Regions from separate parts of the Mus musculus genome. Here all the other regions are linked to region 4. A link is a loop called in an ENCODE intact Hi-C map of the cell type or tissue named here. Cell type or tissue: gastrocnemius. All regions are shown on one strand. Links, peaks and the distances in the headings refer to the core of each region. The heading gives the core; the rest is flanking DNA. Region 1 overlaps St7l (suppression of tumorigenicity 7-like). Region 2 overlaps St7l (suppression of tumorigenicity 7-like). Region 3 has its middle 34 kb from the start of Gm34548. Region 4 has its middle 6.6 kb from the start of Wnt2b. Region 5 holds the start of Ppm1j (protein phosphatase 1J).

Region 1 (4,409 bases), core at 325-4,324, 81 kb after region 4:
TAGTATTAACAGATCAGAAATAGAATCTATCAGTTGTCTCATAAAAACTAGCAAATTTTTACATATTAATTTATTACTGTTGTTGTTGTTTTATGCTGTAAACACAAGAGATGCAAGTTCAGAACTTAAAGACAAACCCTGGGCCTGGTGGCACATGCCTAAGAATTCCAGCTTAGGAGGAAGATCAGTTCTGGACCATCCTCACCTACATGGCAAATCGGAGGTTAACACCTTGAGAAACCAAAAGGGGAAAGGAGGAATAGGCAGTTTAAATGTGCTTACTCAGTTGAGCTTCATGCTGAGGGCTCTGGTGCTGGCATTGCTGTGACCGTCTATAAATTATCTCTCCTGCCCTGAGTGCCTGTTTAAACAACCTTTCAGCATCTACAATGGTTGTTGCTTCTTCTTCGGCCAGTAGGACGTAGGCAGTGGCACAGCTATAAAGCAAGCAAGCAAGCAAGGCAACATTAAGGACGGGTGAAGCCCACTTTTCTCTTGCACAGGCCTCTGGCTATGGCATGCTTCCCTTATCCCTACCTATACTTTCCATCTTTGAGAAAAAAATAAAACATCACTCAGTATGTCAACTCACCAGTGGTGCACTAGTATATTCATTATAGCCAACTCCACAATGTTTTATCCACTCTTTATTTTCTGTCCTTTTTATTTCTATCTCTGCTCTCTGACCCTCTGCTTTGATTTTGTGGAAGAGGGAGAAAAAGATACCCAAAAAGTTGCTTTAAAAAATAGTTGTAAGAACCACACCCCCACGGGTCACACTTGCTCTAAGCTACTGCCTGCTCTGTAATGTCCGTCTCACAGTAGCATCTATGGGAGTGCAGACTGGGAAGACTCCCTGGGCTAAGTAGAGACCCTTTGTATGTGATCAGAAACAGTCCTACACTTCTCTACCCAAGTGCTGTCTGCGGTCTCTCACAGGCTTACCCACACAAGTCTGTATTCCAGGCCTCCCTCTCATACACCAACACTCAACCACACACCCATGTTTACCCCAAGCTTCCTTCTCTTCACCCTGCTAAAAACACAGAGATTTTTGTTTGTATCTTTAAAGTCAACAGCTGGCCAATAAAATAAACTGATTCTTGGCTTTGTTTAAGAAAGAAAACAAAAAGTTTCCCTTCCATTCAGATAAATCACCAGAACATTTGGTTTGAAGATGATGTATTCGTCCTGCTTGTCCAAGCCTGCCCAGTCCAGCATTTAAGTCAGTAGCCATAAGCAGTGACTGAACACTTGAAATGTGGTTAACCTAAACTGATATGGCATGCTAGAACATATCAAACTTAAAAGACCGAGAAAAATCTAAAATACCTCATCATTTTATATTTTGACTATTAATAATAAAACACTCAAACTAATTTCCTTTTTAACTTTTTAAATATGGCTACTGGAAATCTAAAAAGCTACATATATAGTTCACACATTCCAATTAATCAGAGATTATTGACAAAAAATGTAAGGGAATGCACAAAATTTAGTGATTGGAGTAGCTATCATCACATCTATAATCCCAATATTCAGAACCCTGAGGCAGGAGGCCCTTGAGTTTGTGGACAGCTTTGACTATACAGGAGTACCATGTACTTTGCGCTCTATGACAAGATACTGTCTATTACTGATTAACAATAATAACAATTTAGCCATTCCCTCAGTTAGGGTCAAGAAGGCCTTTCAGATATGAAAATGTAAACTGCACTACTGAGACATTTTTCAGATAGCATTTTAAATTGATATATATAATAATTTTATTAATCAACACATTTCTCCAATGTATTACATTAGATTTTTATAAAACATTAGATACACTATTGGTTTAAACACTTTTTTATTTGCCATACCCAAAACAATTTCAAATTTTTGTTGTTGTTCGCAACAGAATTACACTATGCAGCCCAGGCTAGCCTTGAACTCTCGTTCTCCTGATTCAGCTTTCTAAGTGCTGGTGATTACAGATTTACGTCACAACACCTATCATCAAATATGTGTATAAACACTTTTAAATAAGCAGGAAAGAAATATTTTTGTAAGGCTGGGGATATAGCACAGTGGTAGAGCACTTGCCTAGCACGCTTGAGGCCCTGGGTTCGATCCCAGCACTGCAAAACAAAACAAAACACCACTTTTGTAAAGACCTTGATAGATAAAATTGATGAAATAGAATCTTAAATATCAACATAATTTATTACTTTGTTTTGTGGTGCTGGGAATAAAACTCAGGAACTCACATGGTAGGCAATGCCTATCATTAAGATACATCCTCAACTCCTAACATAACAAGCCAGTTCTGGGTACAGGCCTATAATCCTGGGCAGATCAGTAAGATTCTGTCTCAGAAAGTGGGGAAAAAAGGGCTGAAAAAGTAGCTCGAGGCTAGAGCACTTGTCTGGCATGTGCAAGGACCTGGGTTCTACCCCCAGTACCACCAAAAACCACAACAAATTACATTATATGTTCCTTGGCAATTCTGCCTTATATTCTTGAATAAGGATGTTATTACAAAAAATTAGTCCTATACATACCTAATGACTTTCTTTTATCATAAACTGGGGTCAAATTTACACATCAGTGTAAATTTTTATGTTTTTCATGTACGTATTTTGTATTTGTTTATTATGTGTGCCTATGTGTACACCACAGCACACATGTAGAGGTCAGGGGACAACTTGTAGGATTTGGCTTCCTCTTTCCACCACGTGGTTTCTGGGAATTGTACCTTTACCAGAGGAGCCATCTTGTATACCCATCAGTGTAATACATTTTCAATTGGAGAATTCAGAAACGTTTAATATATTCTCAAGGTCCTGCAACTGTAGCTGGTACATGAAGCATGTTTGCCATCCCCAAAAGTGCCATAGTTATTTAGCAATTCTACTGTCTCTCATGGCTCCCCACCGACAGTCACACATCACCTCTCTAATAGAGTCCTTTAGTGCAAAGAGGCTTTTGTGGTAATGAGACATGGTTTACCATATTGCTTGTGTCTTTATTGTCTTGTCTGTTAACCATCAGAAAATCTGGGGGCATAAGACTGCCCCATCTTTTCTCTCCTGTCCTCCCTGCCCCACTCTCTCCCCTTCTCTTCTCTTTGTCCCACACTCTTTTTCAGAGAAAGAGCTCTACCACCAACATACATCCCTAACCCACCCCATGTTCTCTTACAGGTGTTTATAGTCTAGTTAATTTTTAGTTGATTGATATGCATACGTGAGGGAGCGGGGTACAATTTCCAACCTGTAGATGTCATTATCCAATTGTTTCAGTATCTTTTACTAAAATCATCTTTTCCTCCACTGAACTGCTTTGGCATCTCCATCAAAAATCCACTGAGAGCCCACAGACATGAGCTTATGTACAGATTCCCAGTTGGAATCCATCAGGCTAGTTGTCTAACCTTATGGTTTAGCCATCTAGTTTTGTAGTAAGTTTAAAATTGGAAAACTTGAGTCTTCTAATATTGCTCTAGGATTGTTTTTGGCTGCTTAGAGTCCCTTGCTATAGCACACAAATGATAAGACCAGCTTGCCCATTTCTGCAAAATTGGTAACTACAATTTTAATTATTTTTTTAATGTATGAGTGTTTTGCCTGCATGTATGTCTTAAGTACTACATGCATGCAATCCCCATGGACACCAATAGAGGGTATTGGAGCCCCAGAAAGTGGCATCAGATAATTGTGAGCTGCCATGTGAGTGCTGAGAACCAAACCAGGGTCCTCTGGAAAAACAGCCAGTACTTTTAACCACTGAATCATATGTCTAGAACCAGGAATTGTAATTTTAACAGGGGTTACATTAAATATGTAGACTGATTTAGGGGAGCACTGACATTTAAGTCAATGATATTTAATTTGTATAATACATGAACAGAAGATTCCTTCCCACTTGTTTAGGTCTTGCTATTTTAACCATTTGAACAATGTTTTGTGGGTTTTCAAAGTTTTTAAAGATTACTTTGAGTGTGTAAGTGTGGGCACACATATGCCATCACGTGTGTTCGGAAGTGAGGAGGTGACTGCTGGAAGTCAGCTCGCTCCTTCCTAGGTTCTGGGGTCGAGCTCAGGTCAGCAGGCCTTTCTCTCCAGCTGCTTTTCTAGTTATCAGTGTGCAAGTCGTACACTTTTTAGCTAAAGTTACTCCTATGTACTGTCATATACTTCCTGCCACTGTAAATGGGGCTGTGTTATCACAACTATTTAGAATGAAGCTAACTTTTTATTCATACATTTTAAACCTAATTTATAAGCATGGATAGGTGTCTAGCTGTGTGAATTCCTTACAGTTTTCTAGACATATGATCACATCACCTATGAAGAGACAATTTACTTCTTCCTTTCAAAAGCAGACACATTTTTTTCCTTTCTTGCTCACCTGCCTGTGTTAGGATTTCT
Region 2 (4,409 bases), core at 271-4,270, 99 kb after region 4:
CATGTTTTGTTTGGTAGTGTTGGGAATTGAACGAGGCCTTGTGCATGCTAGATACTTCTGGAGAGTGCAAGGTGAGTTAGGAGAAGTGAGTGAATGTTTTCCTAGTGACTAAAGGGTAAATATGATGGCTAAAACCAGAATAAGCACCTTGGGCCACAGGTTAAAAACTGCCCACTGGCTGGGCATTGTGGTGCACTCCTCTAATCTCAACACTCTGGAGGCAGAAGCAGAAGGATCTCTCTGAGTCTGAGACCAGTTTAGAATACAGGGAGAATGCCAGGTCAGTCAGGGCTATATAATGAAACTCTCTATAAATAAACAAACAATTGAGTCTGGGATAACAGGCTACATAGAAGGGGTCTGAGACTTTGAGGATATCTGTGCTCTACACCAGCCATGGCTTACTTGCATTTACAGGAAGGAAGGTTATCTCTGTGTCTTATCCTATTTGAACTACAATGACAAGAACAACAGAGATGTATTTCTTATTGTTTTAGAGGCTGGAAAAATCCACGTTCAAGGAGCTAGCAGTTTTAATGCCTAGTTTGTAAATGGCACTTTCTTATTATTTCCTCATAAAGTGACAAGAATAAATAGCTCTCTGGAGTATCTTTCCTTAGGACATTAATTCTATCCATGAGGGTTCTACCTTTATAATCTGATCACCTCCCTAAGCCCCTATATCCTACTATCATTACATGTGATGGGGGCATAAACACACAAACTGCTTTATTGTTTTGAGACTGATTTTTGTATCCTCTGTAATGAAATCAATCTATACCACTCTGGAAATACCAAAAACAAAAACAAAAAACCAAACACCTGATAGATGGTGGTGTCTGAGGGTTTCACTTTCTCTGCTGTTGGCAGGAGAGCCCGGCTCTGAAATGCTACTCTCTGTTCCTCCCATCAGTGGCCGCAAATGGCTTATGGACACTTGTTCAATAAAAGATGTACCATGCTTATGGAAGTACCACCATTCAAATATCTGTAATAAAGAGAAACAATTTTTCACTTAAAATGCAATTCATAAATACAAATTGAAGAGGTGTTCTTATTCAGTTCAGCACTTTACATGCACAATCTGCTCTTGGGTGGGTGAGGGAATGAGCAGAAGAAAACCCCCAAACCCAAGATTCCCTAAATACAGATGCCATGTAAAAGTGAAATACCCTTCTTACAGATTTGTCATGAGGTTTAGGCAAGCTTAGGCTACACTCTACACATGCTGAAAGGCATTAAAGAATACTAAGAGTGAGTCAGATGTGATAACACCTGCCTCTAGTCTCGACTCTTAGCACACTGAGGCAGGAGGATCATAAATTCCAGGCCAGCACAAGCTACAAAGTGGGAAGTGTCAATAAAGAAGGAAGAGTATCTAATCTATAGCAGACCTTTTCCCCCTCTCATTGTCATTTGATTCTATCTGCAGCACAATTCAAAACTAAAGCAAGTACTATTAAACTAGGATCAAGCTTCCAAGCTTCACACCAGATCCCCTATTTATTAACTGTACTGGGCAAGCCAATTAACCTCTAATATCTCAGAGCCTCAGTTCCCTTACCTAGTAAACTGAACTAATAAGAATCCTAATAAGAATCCTTCCTGAACCAAAGCACTGGTCTATATTCAGCAATGCTATTAACATCGCTGAGACAAGTTCTTCCCCAGGTTGAACTATCTGAACATCAGATATTTGTTTTATTGTATTTCTGTGGCTTACTTATAAACACAAACTAAACTCTCTGTATTTTGAAACTTTATCTCAACGACTAGAAAAGGCCAAAGACCCGGGTAGTGGTGGTGGTTGCCCACGCCTTTAACCCTAGTACTCAAGAGGCAAAGGCAGGTGGATCTCTGAGTTCAAGGCCAGCCTGGTCTACATAGTGAGTTCCAGGACAACCAAAGCTACACAGAAAAACTCTGTCTCAAAAAATCAAAAGAAAACAAAACAAAAAAATCACAAACAAAAAATAAAAATGTCAAAGAAATATTGCAATTTCTACTAAAGCTGTACAGCACCACCTACAGATGAGAAAAAAGAACAGGAAAAAAATGGCATGATAAATATTTAATACTATTATCTGTAGAGGAATTTTCTCAAAGTATACAATAAGAAACACTAGAACCTAGAGATGTTAATGAAGAACATATTTTTAAAATATTTTTTAAATGGAAAGCAGTATTGAAGGAAAAATTGAGTTAAAGTCAAATGTGGTCCTTCATTGTGTGACTTCACAGAATAACAGCCAACAGTCAGTAAGTGTTCCCTGAACCTTCACATTACAAACTTCTACATGTATTATCTCATTTAGGTTCCTCCAGTCCTGTGAAATGAGTACTATTATCTTCCCATAACAGATATGCAGGATATTTACTTCATTGTATTTACAGAAATACAAAATACTCATAAACACAAACTAAAAGCTCTGCGTTTTGAAACACTTGGGGCTTAGAATGAGTGAATGCTAAGTCCCAGACATAAGTTACAGTCTGCCCAGTGCTGTCAAAATTAAAATGTTGCAAGATTATATATAAAACCTGTATATTCAGGGGCTGGAGATGTAAGTCAGTTGTTAGGTGCTTACCTAGTATACACAGGTCCTAAGTTCCAGTCTCAGCACTGCATAAACTGGACATGATGGGGGAATACTTATATAGCAAAGGAAGAGGGCCAGGCAGTCAAGGCCACCTGGACTACAGAATAAGTTCAAGCCAACTAGCTTACAAGAGATCCTGTTTATAAAGTAATAAATTCTGTACATTCAGATTCTCTTGAAACCATTTGAAAAGTGGAAAAATTTGATAACAGTAGTTATAGAATAACCCATGACATTAATTTCCACGTGAAGGACTGATGTTTACATACTTGTGCATGTGTAATGCACATGTGTGTGAAGGTCACGGGTCTCTTCAGTCACTAAACCTGGAACTCATTTGTTTGGCTGGTCTAGCTGGCCAGCGAGTTCCAGCTCCCAGAGCTGGAATGCCAGGCGTGCAAGCATTCCTCACCTTTACCTGAGTGCTGGAGACCTGAAGGCAGGCCTTCATGTTTACAGGGCAAGCATTTTACTGACTACGCGTCATCTCCCCCCCCCCCCGCACCCCCCCCTCCCCGGCCTCATTCATTTTGAAATAATAACGTAGGTGCTTTGATCATTAAACTTCTAATCCATCTCAACCAACCCTCCCTCCCTGATTCCAGTATGCAGGGTATTTTGGTTTTTGTTTTTAATTATTACACTTATGTGTTTATGAGTGTGCAGGCACACAAGAGTAGTGATCAGAGGACTTGCAGGAGTTGGTTCTCTCTTCCCACCATGTGTCAAGTCATCAGTCAGCCTTGGCAGCAAGCACCTTCACCTGAGCCGTCTACCATTCTGTATACAAGTTTTCAATATGTAGTAAATGAAGTCGGGCATGGTAACTCACCCCTGTAATCCTAGCACTCAGAGGTAGAGGCAGGAGAACCACCTTGGGTTCAAGGCCAGGTTAGACTACATAATGAGACCCTATCTCAAAAAGAAACCTAACATGTAATAAATACTACCACTCGCTCTAAAAGATGACAAGGAAACATGGTATTTCTCAAACTTGTTTCTAAGTAACTTTTTCCCACTATCAAACACATTTTGGAAATCCTAACAAATACTTATAGATTTGTAAATATATAAACAATTTTTAAATGAGTATCAAAATAGAGGTGAAGAAAATAGAAACTACTTACAAATATTAGTCCAGATATCAAAGAAGATGTCCCTGTAAGTGCCACATAGAACTTGGGTGTCAGTGAACTTAAAAACCCTGTCACTGTTAAAAGAGAAAACATTAAAGTTTTTACAAAGTACAAATTTTAAGTCCATTGCAATCATGCAAGTATGTTTCAGCAGATGGAGGTAAGCAGTAAAGAAGCCTGGGCTCTGATGAGGCTATGTTCAAATAAGCCTATAGACTAAAAATACTGCAGGTAAAAAATGTAAGCTACATCACTAACCTTCCAGCTGCCATTACTTAGCAACACAATGTCCTGGATAGCACTGCTTGTCTACTCTCCACTTTGTATGAATGCAAGTGGGAAGCACTGGCTTACTGTTGCTGCCCAGTACCATAGAGATCATAATGCTAGCTTGGGAAAAGATCAAAATCCAAAAGTTCTATGGAATGCAGACAGCTTTCCCACTATTGCAAAGCTCAAAAATTCTAAGCTGACTGCCCTAAGTCAGTAACTGTCAACATTAATACCTAAAGTGAAATTAATTTGAAAAAGTTCTTAAAACAAAAGTGGGGGCTGGCAAGATGGCTCAGGGGTTAAGAGCATTGACTGCTCTTCCTAAGGTCCTGAGTTCAAATCCTAGCAACCACATGGTGACTCACAACCACCCATAATGAGATTTGACGCCCTCTTCTGG
Region 3 (4,409 bases), core at 164-4,163, 250 kb after region 4:
CTGATGTTCCCCTCGGTCATGGTCATCCCCTCGGCCTGGGTCCTAGGAAACAACCCCTGCCCTGCCTGGGGCTCTTCTCTGCTAACACTTGCTGAATGTATCAAACCTTTATTCAGCTAATTGTGGGGCCAAGAGGCTCTCAGGAAGGAGTTTCATCCCTCCTTCCCTGACGCTGGAGCTGGGCTAACCCAGCACCCACAGGTGTCACCTTAACCATGCAGAGACTCAGCCCCGCCCTCACCTCTCAGCCCAGGGAAGAGTTATGGTTCCCTCAAAGACCTGGAGAGGCTTTTTTTGTGGATCACCCAGAAACTGCTGGTTACTGTAGATTCCTGAGAAATATGGGGTAGGGTGGGGACTATTAAAGAGTCAGGATGGAGATACGGTTTCGGGAGTCTCCAAGGTCCACAGGAGGATATGCTCTGTGGTATGTGGCTCAGTAGAGTTCAGGCCGGGCTGGAAATCCTGATTCTCTGCATCTTTTTGGTACATGTTTGTTGGTTGCAGCCTGGACAAGTCCACCATCCTGTCCTCCTCTCTGCTCCCTCCTGGCTTCTGGACCCAACTGGAAAAAAAAAAAAAAAAGCTAAGTTCCAGATGAGAACAATTTTTTTTCTTTAGCCTTCAGCATGCCTGCTTACTTTGCTCTATGGGGATCTTCTGGCTTGTTTTCTATCACTGTAATGAAATCCATGAGCCTGGATGTTTTGTTAAGAAAATAGGTCTATTTAGCTCACAGTTCTGGAGGCTTAAACTCCAAGATTTGGTAACTCCATCTATTTAGTCTCTGATGAGATACTTCCGACTCCATATCGCAGTAGATAGCATCCTAAGAGGGAGGAGAGAAAGGAGAGAGGGACCTCACAAGGCAAAATGGAGACTAGAGAGAGGGCAGATTTGCTTTTCAGTAATGACTCTCTCATAACCCCACAAGAATTGCTTTAATCCCTTCTCAGGACAGCACCCCAAATGGTCTAAATTCTTCCTACCTGATCTCCTCTTAACATCACCACATTGAAAACCAAGCTTCTAACCCGTAAGCGCAGTGAGGGAGGAGCGTCATACCCAACAACCCCTGGGCTACTCTTTTCTTGCTACACCCTCATCCTATCTCCTAGAGGCCAACCCTCTGGTGTTACTCTGCACGTCCAGAACTGCAGCTGACATCATGGCCTGGTCTTTCCTTTTCAGTCCTCCAGCCTGTAGGTGGCACTGTGGAGTTGGCAGGGTTCCCTGTCCCAGTTCATCACTACATTGCTCAGCCTGGATGTTTTTCACAGATCTAGCTTGAACCTCTCCTGCTGCAGTTTGAATCTGCTCTGTTCCCATGTCTCCCACAGCAGGGCGTTAGAAGAGCGTCTCAAATGGAATATGACTCCCTTGCTTTTCTCTGAGATTCAGAAACTTTAAATTATTTGCCTAAGGACACAGGGCTGTGTCACAGCTGGTGCCTGGGACCTAGATCCCCTCCCTCCCCGCACAGCCTGCCACCCCATCCAGAGACTGAGCCTATCCCAGGGAAAGGCGTGCTGTTTCCCATGACCTGAGCTCTCCATTCACCTCTCAGTTCTCGTATTAGCCGTTAGGTCCAAGAAGCCCCTGGAGATCCGGGAACCCAGTGTAGCTACCAGAACGGGAAAGGGTCCTGGCCTCTGCTTTCCTGCCAGACACCCTGCTGGACTGCACGGGCTCACCTGGGGTTAGAAATGGCACTGCCATCTCTTGGGGCAGCAGAAATTGGGCTTTTAGAGTCCAAAAGCAGCTCTTCCTTGTCAGAAAGACAAACCACACAGGTGTGTGCAGGGACTGGACCCCCAAGACCTAGCTTCTTGCCAGTGCTTAGCTTCTTCTTAGTGACATCTTCTTGGTGAGGGTCTTCAAATGCACCATGAGCGCAGCCTCAGTGACAGTCCACAGCTGGCATCATGGAACGGGGTGTCTCTGTCTCCAAGGAATCATAGGGCTGACAGCTTTGGTGAGCCTGGCCAGCTAGGCGGGAGCAGGCATCTGTTGTGGGAGAACAGTGCCATCTACCGGTGACTGGAGCAATAGCAGGAATCAGCCAGCTTGGCCAGAGAAGTGTCATCCTGAGTCCCTGGAGATGACTATTTAATTAACAGCGCACTGGCCTTTCCTGAATCACATGGGCTAACACAATCTCAGTGAGTTGGTCCTGAGCTCAGAGACCACAGCTGTTTTAAGAGACATCCAGCATCAAGCTGAGGACACATTTGAAGGAGACCCAGCAAGAGAGCCCATAGAAACCAGGCTGCTTACAGAAACAGTGCTCAGGTGTTGGGTGACCCCTCTACTGTGAGTCAATGACTCCATCATCTAGGACTTAGTGCAGTGCCATTTGTGTGCGCTCGTGTATGACTGTGCATATGTGTGTGAGCAGGTGTGCATATGTGTGTACAGGTGTGCATGCATGTGTGTGCACATAGGTGTGGAAGCCGGAGGACAAGCTCAGGTGTCATTCCTTAGGTGATATCCACTTTGGTTTTTTGAGACAGGGTCTCTCTCACTGGCCTGGAATTCTTAGGTAGTTTGGCTGGTTGACAGGCAAACCCCAAGGACAGACTTTTTCCCACCCCCCAGCACAGGGATTCCAACTGCACCGCCACACCAGGCTTGTTCACTTGAGTTCTGGAGACCAAACTCAGGTCCTGATGCAAGGCAAGCACTTTATTTGGCCTTTCTCCCTGTGCCTCAATGGGGACATTTTAACGTGTCCAAGGACAATGAAGGCATCTGGAAGCCAGAGACTACCCTCACCTTACTCTGGACCTGGTCTGTCCTGAGGGAAGCCTTTGCTGTCTCTGCCGACAGAGAAGCTGAGCAGTAGAAGAACCTCCAAAGGTCAGAACAGTTGGTTCCTAAGGTTATGTTGGAAGAGGACGGGGCCATGACCTAGAGTTATTTCTGCTGCTGTAGCCAACACTCTAATAAAAAGCAACTTAGGGGAGAAAGTCAATTCCAGGTTAGAGTTTATATCATCAGTGTGTACATCGTTGTGGAGAAGTCAAGGCAAGAACATCAAACTACTAGTCACTAGTAGTCACCATCCATAGGGTCAGAGCAAAGAAAAGGGTCTGGAGAGATGACACATTGGTTAAGTGCTCTGGCTGCTCTTCCAGGGGACCTGGGTTTAATTCCCAGAATCCACTTGAGCCTTATAACCATCTGTAAGCCCACTTCTAGGGGATCTGACACTCTCCCCTGGTCTCTCTGAGTACCTGGCAGGCACATAGTACACAGACACACATATAGGCAAAATGTGCATGCACGTAAAATAATTAACAATTTTTTTTAAAGAGCAGACAAAGCTGGTGTAATCTAGACCCCAGCCCCAGGTGACTTTGCAGGGAACTCAGGAACCAGCGTGACCTGTTGATCTGTCATCATATGCACATCAGCCTGGGAAGCGCTGGCAGTACCCTCTGCAGCTGGGAATGTGTCCTGCATTCCTAGAAGGCCTTTCTGCAGTCTGCAGAGCATCATAGTTGGAATCACAGTTCCAATGTGACACTTTAATGGCAGTGAGCCAAAGCAAGAAAGGTCATTAGGCAGGGATCTTTGTGTGTGTGTGTGGGGGGGTGGGTTCTTTGTTTTGTTTATCTATTGTGTACATGTGTGTGTTTTCATAAGCCATGTGTGTGCAAAAACTGATGGAGGCCAGAAGAGGGCACTAAATCCACTGGAACTGGAGTTATATAGGCAGCTATGATTTGCCATGTGGGTGCTGAGAATTGATCCTAAGCACACTGTAAGAGCAGTCAGTGCTTTTAACCACTGAGCTACCTTTCCAGCCCGTGTTCCAGCTTTCTTAATCCCTGTGTCTGCCTAAGAGGAGATGGCTAAGCCTACCTTGTCCCTTCCTCCTCCCAGTCCTAAGATGCGGCCCATGAACAGACCGTAGCTCTTCCTTTAATCACTGATGGTCAGCTCCAAGCACAAGCAGCTCATTCTCATTTCCGTCACACGGGAGCCCAGATGAAAATTCATACTCATGTTTCCTTTCTTCTTTCTACACTAGGTAATTAGCTCTTCATTACCATGGATAAGCAATTAATTAATGCTCTGCTAAGAATGATGGAGATCAGAATTTAAAATATGCTCAGTTTGTTTCTTTCCATTTTTCCAAAGAGAGGGGAGCAGGAACATGGTAAGAAAACAAAGGTGGAGGTTGTCCAAGTTAGGGTTTCAATTGCTGCGATGAAACACCAAGACCAGAAGCGACTTGGGGAGGAAAGGGTATATTTGGCTTAGCTTCCACATTACTGTTCATCACAGAGAGAAGTCAGGAGCTCAAACAGAGCATGAACTTGGAGGCAGGAGCTGATGCAGAGGCCATGGAAGGTGCTGTTTATTTGCTTGCTTCCTCTGACTTGCTCAGCCTGCTTTCTTAT
Region 4 (4,409 bases), core at 207-4,206:
TCCATCCTCCTGAGGGATCTGATTCTCCCCTTCTCCCTTCTCCTTCCTCTGGTTGGCGGAAGTCCCGCCCTATTCTCTATTCTTCCCAGCTATTGGGTGATCAGCAATTATTGACAAAGCAGAGAATAAATGGTAAGAACTGTTTACACAAACTTGAGACAGGAAATTCTTGGTATAAGCATTACAATGCTGAGTCTGGATTGAAACCAGATATGAGGTCAGAGAAATCAGCATTTGAATAATGCAAAGATAAAATTTATACAATGTACAAAAACATTATGCCTACACAAATGTGTCATTTAACCCAGGCTGGACTAAGTATCTTTATGTAGCTGAGGATGACCTTGAATTCCTGACCCTTCTGCCTTTACCTCCCAAGTGCTAGGACTATACCACCAAGCCAGGTTTAATTTTATTTTTTATTTTTTATTTTTTGGTTTTATGAGACAGGATCTCTCTGCAACACCCTCAAATTCACTTTATAGACCAGTCTGGCCTTGAACTTACAGAATTCCACCTGTCACAGAACTCCACCTGTCTCTCCCTTCAGAGCATGAATTAAAAGCATGCACTACCACACTCAGCTTCAAGCCAGATGTTATTGTTAGTTTTGTTTCTATCTATCTATCTATCTATCTATCTATCTATCTATCTATCTACCTACCTACCTATCATTTGTCTATCTATCCAGAGTGTGTGTGTGTCCCTGTGCCATGATATACATGTGGCAGTCAAAGGACAACTTTTGAGAGTCACTTTCTTCTACCATATGGCTTGGTAGTAGACATCTTTGCCTGCTGAGCAATCTCACCAACTTGCTCATTTCAAATAAATAAATAGATTTCTTCTATTTCCTCCTAATGTCCTCATTATTTTTTAGGCTCCATTCTGGAAATACTATCCCTAGCATATTACAAAAAGAAACAAATAAGGAAATTATTTTCAGCAGGATGTAATGATGCATATCAATAACCCCAGCCTGTGGTGGACTGAGGTGGAAGGGTTGAGAGTTCAAGGCCAGCCTGGATTGCACAGCAAGAACCTGTCTCGAAAATAAATAAATAAATAGATAGATAGATAGATAGATAGATAGATAGATAGATAGATAGATAAATTCCTCGGATGGATTTGTCCGATATTTTTCTCCTGGTTTCTCATGACACTGGGATTACAAAAAGGGGTCCCAGAGGAAGGAATCCTGACCCTATCATTCCCGTGGTTTTGCCTTTTGTCAGAAATGCAGTCGGAGCCACAGCTTCTCAGGTCCACTTCTCTCTGCTAGTGATATACAGGGGAAGCTCCTCCAGGCCTCATAGCTCATTTTATCACTAAAAACATTCCATTCTCTGTATGCACAGCTCACGTCTCCATTCATCTCTGAAGGGCATGTCAGTTGCTCCCCCATCCTGACAGTTATGGAGAGAGTAGCTATCAGCCTCTGTGTGCAGGATTTTATGTGGCCATCCCAGTGAATGGGTGCAATTATTTCGTTACGCGGTAAGAGTATATAGCATTTCCTATGACATCCCTGAGCTGCCTTCCCAACTCACTGGGCCATTTTACCATTTCTCTAGCAACAAATGTGGTCCTGTTGCTCTGTAGCAACAAGAGACTTAAGTGTTATTTTTGTCATTGGGGCAAAAACTATTGCCCTGACTCCAATAATGTTGAGCCTGATGCCCCGGCTAAAGTATTTGTCAGGTTTCTCCCATGGTAAATTCCATTTCCCTTCCCCACACCATAGCTGTGTTGTGTGTGTTAGGAAGATGTCAGAATGTGCAGCGCACACTTAAGGATTAGAATCATACTTCGTGTCGCTGAGTGTGCAGTGTCTACATAAGTTTCTTGGAAGTCTTCCTACATGGGAGACTTGTCCTTTCCCCATTTATTTATTTGTTCAGTTGTTTATTTATATTAGTTCAGACTCGTGGATATTTGTTTTATTCTTTGGATTACTATCAAGAAATGTTTTTATGTTGTTGCTCATGGCCTCCTCGGCTGGCCATCAGGGACTTTATCAGTTGGTCCCTGTGTTTCTGTTACTCCAGTGACCGTGAGTGACAGTAATTCACCTAAACAAAAGAAGCCCTCTGGAGGAACCTCGGTAATATTTGTGTTTCTAAGATCAAAAAGTCTGAGGACGTCCAGGGATTCCTTACCCATGCTGGTTTCAGGTACGTTTGGTTCTAGGCGCTGCGGTCCTGGTGGAATCCCTGAACGTCACACTCTTCCACTCTTGGAAATATCTCCCTTCTCTGTGTCCAGACCTATCTGAAACCCAGGGATCCCCAAAATGAAACTCGGCCCTCTGTCTTTCCAGAAAACGCCACGGCGGGGCGCCCTGCGCACGGGGTGCATTCCAGCCGGCCGCGAGCGTTGCAAAGGACTGGGCGTCTGGGCTCGCTCAGTCGGGTCCCCGCGGAGCCCCGGCCTCGCCCGACCCCGGCGACCTGCCTCACCCCTGGGTCTGCGGCGTCTCTCTGGGCCACGTCCGTGCGTTGTGACGCCTAGAACAGAGGGATGGCGGCGAGAGTGGTCCGCGGGCTCCACTCCCCTGGACGCCCTCCCGCCCTCCGCCGACCATTCCCACAGAGAGCAACCGGGCCTTCCCGGCCCAGACGCCGCCCTTCTCTCGCTTTCCTCGGTCCGGCTTTCTCGGCAGGGCAGACCCTTAGCCAGCGAACTAAAAGCCAGCGATAAACAGCTGCAGCTGGAGACCTGGCTAATTGATACAATAAGTTCTGTAATTGCCTCGAAAATAAGGTAATGATTTGGCAGAGGGAATGCTTTGATCTTATCAGCCCAGAGAGATCTCTCCAAGGAAAATTCAGGGACTTGGTTGGAGGCTTCCAATTTGAAGTGCAATGCCGAGGGCCAGCCTGATCCCCACCCCACCCCTCCCCCACGTTCCCTATGTCCTTCTGCAAGTTCTGGGCTTTTCAAGAAGGGATTGCCAAGTCCTAAAATGACCGAAAAGTACACACAATTAGGCCGTGAGATATGCGTTGAAGAGGGGTAGATTCTGGACTGTTCGGGAACAGGGGAATAGCTGAAATGCATAATCCAGTTCTGGAAAGCCTGCAGAAGAGACTGGAATGGAGGTGGGAGGCAAGCTTGGCTCAAACCTCAGCCTTTTTTTTTTTTTTTTTTTTTAAACACAGGGAGGCTTGCTGACTTGGCCTTTACTCGAAGGAGGGGGTCCAGAGGAGAGAACCTTGTGTGCCCTGCCTTTCCAAGAACACACACACACACACACACACACACACACACACACACACATACACACACACAAATACGCACACACACACACACACACACACACACACACACACACACACACACGGCACTGTGGGTGTCCTTGCCTGGCAGAGGCTCCAGCACAAAGAGGATTAGAGAGATGAGCTAATCTGGTTTGTATCCCAGACATGGCCCCAGAAAGGGACCCTGTCTACACTGATGTTTAAGGGAGTGGAGTAGTGACGAATCTTGCTTTGAGGGCCTTGCTGGCTGACACTAACAGGGACTCTCCCCATTGGCGTCCTTAAGACGCTCGAGTCCAGGCTTCAGGGTCAAATTTAGAAGCAGAGGCAGAGGCCTTGGGCATAACAGGATGGCGTATGCTAAAGGAAGAAGAGATAAAGACAGAGGACGTTCCACAGCAGAAAGTTGCTCTCCATCCTCTCCATCTACTCTAGTCCCAGTGTGGGGAAACTGAGGCCCAACGTGGGGAAGTGACTTACAGTATTGTAAATAGTGCCTAAGTTCTGCATTGAGTTGAAGGTAGGAAGCATTTTGTTTTTAAATCTTTTCTGGCCCTTGTACTGCAGGAGCTGAGGGTAGAATAAAGTCATGCACCAGAGAACGTATAGAGGCAGGTCCTGGAGAGAGTCAGAAAGCCAGACACCGAGAAACAGATGGAGACGAGAGAGAAAAGAAAGAAGAACATGGGTCACAACTGTGCATCCCTCTCTCTCCCTTTCTCCCTCTGTCTCTGTCTCTGTCTGTCTGTCTGTCTGTCTGTCTGTCTGTCTCTCCCCTCTCTCTGAAGAGAAGGGGGCAAGGGAGAGACCGACAGAGGAATAGGGAGACAGAGACAGACAGAAGGCCAACCAGGAGATAGCCAAGTGGCAGAACTGAGAAAGAGGGGCAGACAAATATCTAGACAGAAATAAAAGCCAGACCAGTGAGACCAGGAAACAAAGCTAGAAAGCGGGCTAGGGCTAGACACGGAATCACAAGCTTGAGAGAATGGTACCCCAGAGAGGAGATGGGGAGAAAGCCTGAGAGCTGAGGAAGGTCATGTGAGAGGGGGTGACAGTGGGTCTGCGGATTTGGGCTCACTGGGAGCAATCTAACATCCGGATCAGCCTGGGGCCTAGAACAGACATCAGGCAAGAATGAGAGCTCAG
Region 5 (4,409 bases), core at 139-4,138, 190 kb after region 4:
AGAAGGCAGGGCCAGCAAGAAGTACTGTCTGGCGGCAGAACGTACAGCCTCATAGAAAGGCCCGCAACAGTAACTGCCTGCCTCAGTTCCTCCATCCTTGGCTAAGGAGACTTTCCGGAAGGTGGTGCTGGGGGTGGGGGTGGGAGTGGCCAAACAGGAACAGTAAATTTTACTCCCCTGCTGGTCAAAATACTACACCCCACCTCCAGTCTCAACCAGCTCAGACAGTGATTCATGGCACCTTCACCTTCATGCACACATTAACCCTCATCCTAAAACGACCCAGTGAAAGTTCCGGTTTTTCTTAAGAGTGGGTAAGCGCTCCGGCCCAAATAGGGTATGTAGACCCACCTGGACTGGGCAGGAATCTCTTAGCTACAAACCCCTTCCAACGGAGAAGCTAATGAGGAGGTGCGGGGCTACCCACCACCTCCTTCCACGACCTCAGTGCCCCCATTCCCCTGGTGGCTTGGCTTGGCTTTCCCCGAAGATGATTTTAAAATATACAGGTTCTGAGAGTACGCTGATCTCTACCGGCACCTATCTGTCTACACACCCATAACCAAAGGGAACCGTCGTGCTCTGCGGGCGGACCCCTCCCCCGCCCGGGAAGCCAGAGGCCTTCTGGTGTCGCGGGCTATTTCTGGGTGTGGAGGGGGAGGGGACCGGTAAGAAGGACAGGGAACTGGGGAGCTGGGGCCAGGAAGCGGATGAGCGAGTCTTTCCACCCGCGATCTCCCTGGCAAAAGGAACTAGTCCTTCTCAAACCTCCCCTCCCCTAGCCTGTGAACCGCGGGCCGCGACTTGGAACCCGCCAACTCATCCTCGGCGGTGCTCCCTGCGCCCTCCCTGGGTGGGGACTGTCCTGAGTCGACGAGGGGCAGGGTGAACAAGGTCCTGAAGAAGGTCGTGGAATTTGCACCCCGTCCGGGGGATGTCTGGGAGGGGTGCAGGTTCCTGGGATGGTTCCTGAAGCCGGGATGCGTCTCCCGGGAGAATGGGAGTCCCATCCTCGTCTGGGAGCCCCGGGGCGCTCACTCGGCATAGCCTGTGCTCCAGGGCAGGCGGCGGCCGGTGTCTGGGGGGCTTTGCACAGCCCGGCCTGCGTGGTCGTCGGCGCGCCGCAGCCCTCCGGGGCTCAGCTGCAGAAAGGTGGGTCGAGAGAAGCTCACAGTAGTCTCCGCGGTCTTCTGGGGCGCGCCGACCTGGTTCCCAGGCTTCTCCCGGGAACTCTTAGGTGTTTCTTGGGCGGCGGGAGGCGCTGAGGTAGCGTTGGGCAGATCTGGGGACTTGGAGCGCTGGGAAGAAGTGCCACCCGAGCTCACCAGGTGCGCCACGGCTGAGCGCACCCGGTTTAGCATGCTGCCTCCGTGCCCCGCCCTCGACCGTGGGCCCGCCCCCTGAGAGGCCCCGCCCCTAGGGTTCCAGGTGGGCGGTGCCCACTCCTGGTCCTTAACAAACTTCCCCAGGCTCCAGGCTACCCGGGAACTGCTCCACCCGCTCCTCGCCTCCGCATCCCTGCTTTGTCCCGCCTGAGTGTCAAAGGGGAAGGGTCTATTGTGGGAAAGAAGCGGAACGAAGGAAATATTTCAACCATGCTGTAGGTTAGACATCCGCTAGATTTAATCCGCTAGAATTTGCCCATTATGACGAGGGTGGGCGAGGCAGCCTCCTCGCGCTCGGTTGGGGGTGGGCCAGCCAGAATGGAGAATTATAGAGCTGATGACTTCAGAGCGAAACATCCTCTTGGGTGTGAAGGGTTTGGTGTGACAACACTTTGGGTTAGGGCTGCAGAGTCGAGAGCAGAGAGAACTGGTGCTAGTCGCGGTGCTAACCAGGCCAGGCAGCCTGAAGGCACTATTCTTCCTAAAGGTCACCTCCACGTTCGAAAGAACAATTGTCACTTCCATCCCACTTTCTCAGAACCGTACCTCCATATTTAGACGTCTGCTGGCCAGTTAGTAAGGTTAACGACATAGTAAATAAATATGATTATTGAGGGCTTGCTCCACACTGGGCCCTCTATAAGGCACGGTCTAGTTGTTAGATCACTATACAAAACGATGCAAGGTAAGCTACACCCATTTTACAGATGAAGTAGGAGTAGACAGTCTCCTGTTCTTTTATAGACTTGCCTAAGATTCACGCAGTCACTTAGAGATTCATACCCATGTCAGAACCTGCTACAGATACTGGCTTCTCTGGACTAGGAAAAAGGCCCAGAGGGGAGCGGGACTCCTAAATTTCCACCCTGAGGTTGCAAGCAGAAAAGCAATGCTGAGCAAGTTCTCTGGCTACCGCCAGGGGGAGACAAAGGCCAGGCCAAAAGCGTGTGTGGGTCGCAGGAAAGCCCACTACGATTCACACAGAGGGGCTGTTTTTCTCTGTCTTCTCTCTAGGGAAGGATTACTGACCCGATTCAGAAAGAATTCTGTCCTTATACTTGGGCTTAGAGAGTTGATCACTATCCACTCCTTCATCTATCCCCAACACACAGTTTAGCAGAAGTCAAGGCCCTTCCTTGAGGGAACCACGACTCCCTGTTCTTAGCTGAGACTCCACCTCAAGGCACCCAGCTATGTGCATCCTGTTCATATCCTGGGCTAACCTGTGCCGCCTTTCTCGACCACTTCTAAATAAAAATTACACAGTGGTCATTCAAAGTACAAACTTGCTGTAATTAGGTCTGTGTTTGGGGGTAGGGGAAGGGCAGGGCAGAGAAAAATGAAATCACCAGGGTAGAGGTGGGGAGGACTGATAAAATCAGACTCAAAGGCAGCCAGGGGCAAAGAACATGCATACTGCCACTATGAGTGTTTTCTTCCTGAGAAAAACTGAAGCCAACTGTCTGATAATGTCAGTGGGAAGCCAAAGACTGGAGAGAGAGAAAAAAAAAAGCTTTAGTTTTATTATTCAGTGTTTCTGGGTCAGTTTATCTATCACCTTTCGGCATCACCCAGCTTCTGGGCTCTTCACAGCATCCACAGTGTGACTGCAAAGATGGGCCACGCCACAGAACTGGGGTCTATTGACCCCTGGACTCCAGTATCAGATCATGGACAGGGATGCTAGCTGCTCCCCTGAACTCTGGAACCACTCTGGCTCCCATCTATAACCAAACTCTAGGGCTCTCGTGCATCTGAACCCCTCTCCTATTCCTAGACCATCAGACCTCTTCAGTCATTCCCGGCCCTCTCCCTGAGGCAGTACAGTGAGAGCAAGGAGGAAGAAGGCAGGAAAAGTTGGTGAGATGCTTACCCTGCTGGGAGCTGAATGACACTCCTCCATTACAGAGGAGAAGGGGGTGGGGCGGGAAGAGGGCATTCTCAGAACAAACATGGTGGCACACATCTATAATCTTAGGAGGCAGAGGTAGAGACAGGATGAGCACAAGTTGGTGGCTAGCCTGAGTACATAGTAAATTCCAGACTAGCCAAGGCTACATAATGAGACTTGGTCTTAAAGAGGTAGGGGGAATGGCTTAGCAGGCAAAAGTGCCAAGCCTGATAACCTGAATTCAATTCTCAGCACCCTGGAAAGAGAGATCCAGAGAGAGGGAGCGCCCCGTCCCGGGCTGTATGCTCAGGATCCAGAAGCAGGGTCCTTCTTTGTTTCCCCCACACTATTACGTTCCCAAACCTTCCTTACTCTAACAGGTACATACACCTCTGCTGGGAAGAGGCAGAGTCACAGCACACTTCTACCCTCAAGTGTTTAATGAGCCCAAAACATGAACCTGTCGTATTTTTGTTGTTGGGACTATTGACTGTCTTTCTGATGAAGATACTAGAAACCTCAGATTTGGTTTCCAAGGTGAGAGTCACACCCATTATCCACAGGGCCATTCATGCCTGGTGAAACCTTGCAGCCTGGTTCTCCACCCCGGTACTACCCTTGGTCCTCCCACGCAGGAGGGCAGCACTTCTGTGCTGGAAGTATATTTTTTTAAATATTTATTTATTTATTTTATGTATATGTGTACACTGCAGCTGTACAGATGGTTGTGAGCCATCGTGTGGTTGCTGAGCCATCTCTCCAGCCCGTTGAAAGTATTTACTATCCTTCCCGGGTGGCAGCCGGGAACCCCTGTGGTAAAACAAACAAACAAACAAACAAAACAAAACAAAGAAAAAAAAACCAAAAACTATGCAACTTGAGAATCTTCTAATACAGTGGTCTGCTTTTAGTGCCTGGGAAGCACCTTAAATAACACTTGATTGTACTAACAAAGAACTGGATTTTATACACACACACACACACACACACACACACACACCACCTCCTTTTCTCTTTCTTTCCTTTGAAGATGTGGTCTGGCTAAGTAGCCATTAGCAGGTCTGGAACCTTGTGTAAACCATACAGACCAAACTTCCTCAAACTTTCAGGCAATCTTACCTTCCCATCTCCCT

The links. A loop is a pair of places that touch in the nucleus more often than their neighbours do. Peaks named below come from ENCODE experiments on the same cell type or tissue, not always from the same donor. Only the 100,000 strongest peaks of a DNase experiment are listed, where the experiment ranks them.
Region 1: it touches region 4 in a loop (2.1-fold over the local background); 12 of 42 quality-filtered maps call a loop at or near these places.
Region 2: it touches region 4 in a loop (2.5-fold over the local background); 16 of 42 quality-filtered maps call a loop at or near these places.
Region 3: it touches region 4 in a loop (7-fold over the local background); 15 of 42 quality-filtered maps call a loop at or near these places.
Region 5: it touches region 4 in a loop (2.3-fold over the local background); 28 of 42 quality-filtered maps call a loop at or near these places.

Annotation. Positions count from the first base shown.
Region 1 is chr3:104,885,314-104,889,722 of GRCm38, reverse strand. St7l (suppression of tumorigenicity 7-like) reads right to left here. Exons shown (of 14, transcript NM_153091.3): 7 at 283-437. Among named protein-coding and RNA genes, the nearest start is that of St7l, 23 kb to the right of the region's middle. In gastrocnemius, for the core only: no CTCF peak of the experiment used is centred there; no DNase peak of the experiment used is centred there.
Region 2 is chr3:104,867,425-104,871,833 of GRCm38, reverse strand. It overlaps St7l (suppression of tumorigenicity 7-like), which reads right to left. Exons shown (of 14, transcript NM_153091.3): 2 at 3,728-3,810; 3 at 823-988. Among named protein-coding and RNA genes, the nearest start is that of St7l, 5.1 kb to the right of the region's middle. In gastrocnemius, for the core only: a CTCF peak has its summit at 2,035; no DNase peak of the experiment used is centred there.
Region 3 is chr3:104,711,972-104,716,380 of GRCm38, reverse strand. No RefSeq gene overlaps it. Among named protein-coding and RNA genes, the nearest start is that of Gm34548, 34 kb to the right of the region's middle. In gastrocnemius, for the core only: CTCF peaks have their summits at 1,226 (motif pointing right) and 2,038 (motif pointing left); DNase peaks (open chromatin) are centred at 1,226 and 2,017; H3K4me3 peaks cover 713 bases.
Region 4 is chr3:104,966,099-104,970,507 of GRCm38, reverse strand. No RefSeq gene overlaps it. Among named protein-coding and RNA genes, the nearest start is that of Wnt2b, 6.6 kb to the right of the region's middle. In gastrocnemius, for the core only: a CTCF peak has its summit at 2,326; a DNase peak (open chromatin) is centred at 2,373; H3K4me3 peaks cover 1,228 bases; H3K27ac peaks cover 1,281 bases.
Region 5 is chr3:104,778,039-104,782,447 of GRCm38, reverse strand. It overlaps Ppm1j (protein phosphatase 1J), which reads right to left and starts at 1,392. Exons shown (of 10, transcript NM_027982.2): 1 at 1,039-1,392. The coding sequence starts at 1,361. It also overlaps a transcript of Tafa3 not described here. In gastrocnemius, for the core only: CTCF peaks have their summits at 315, 518 and 2,294 (motif pointing right); DNase peaks (open chromatin) are centred at 787, 1,031, 1,380 and 2,306; H3K4me3 peaks cover 1,892 bases; H3K27ac peaks cover 1,646 bases.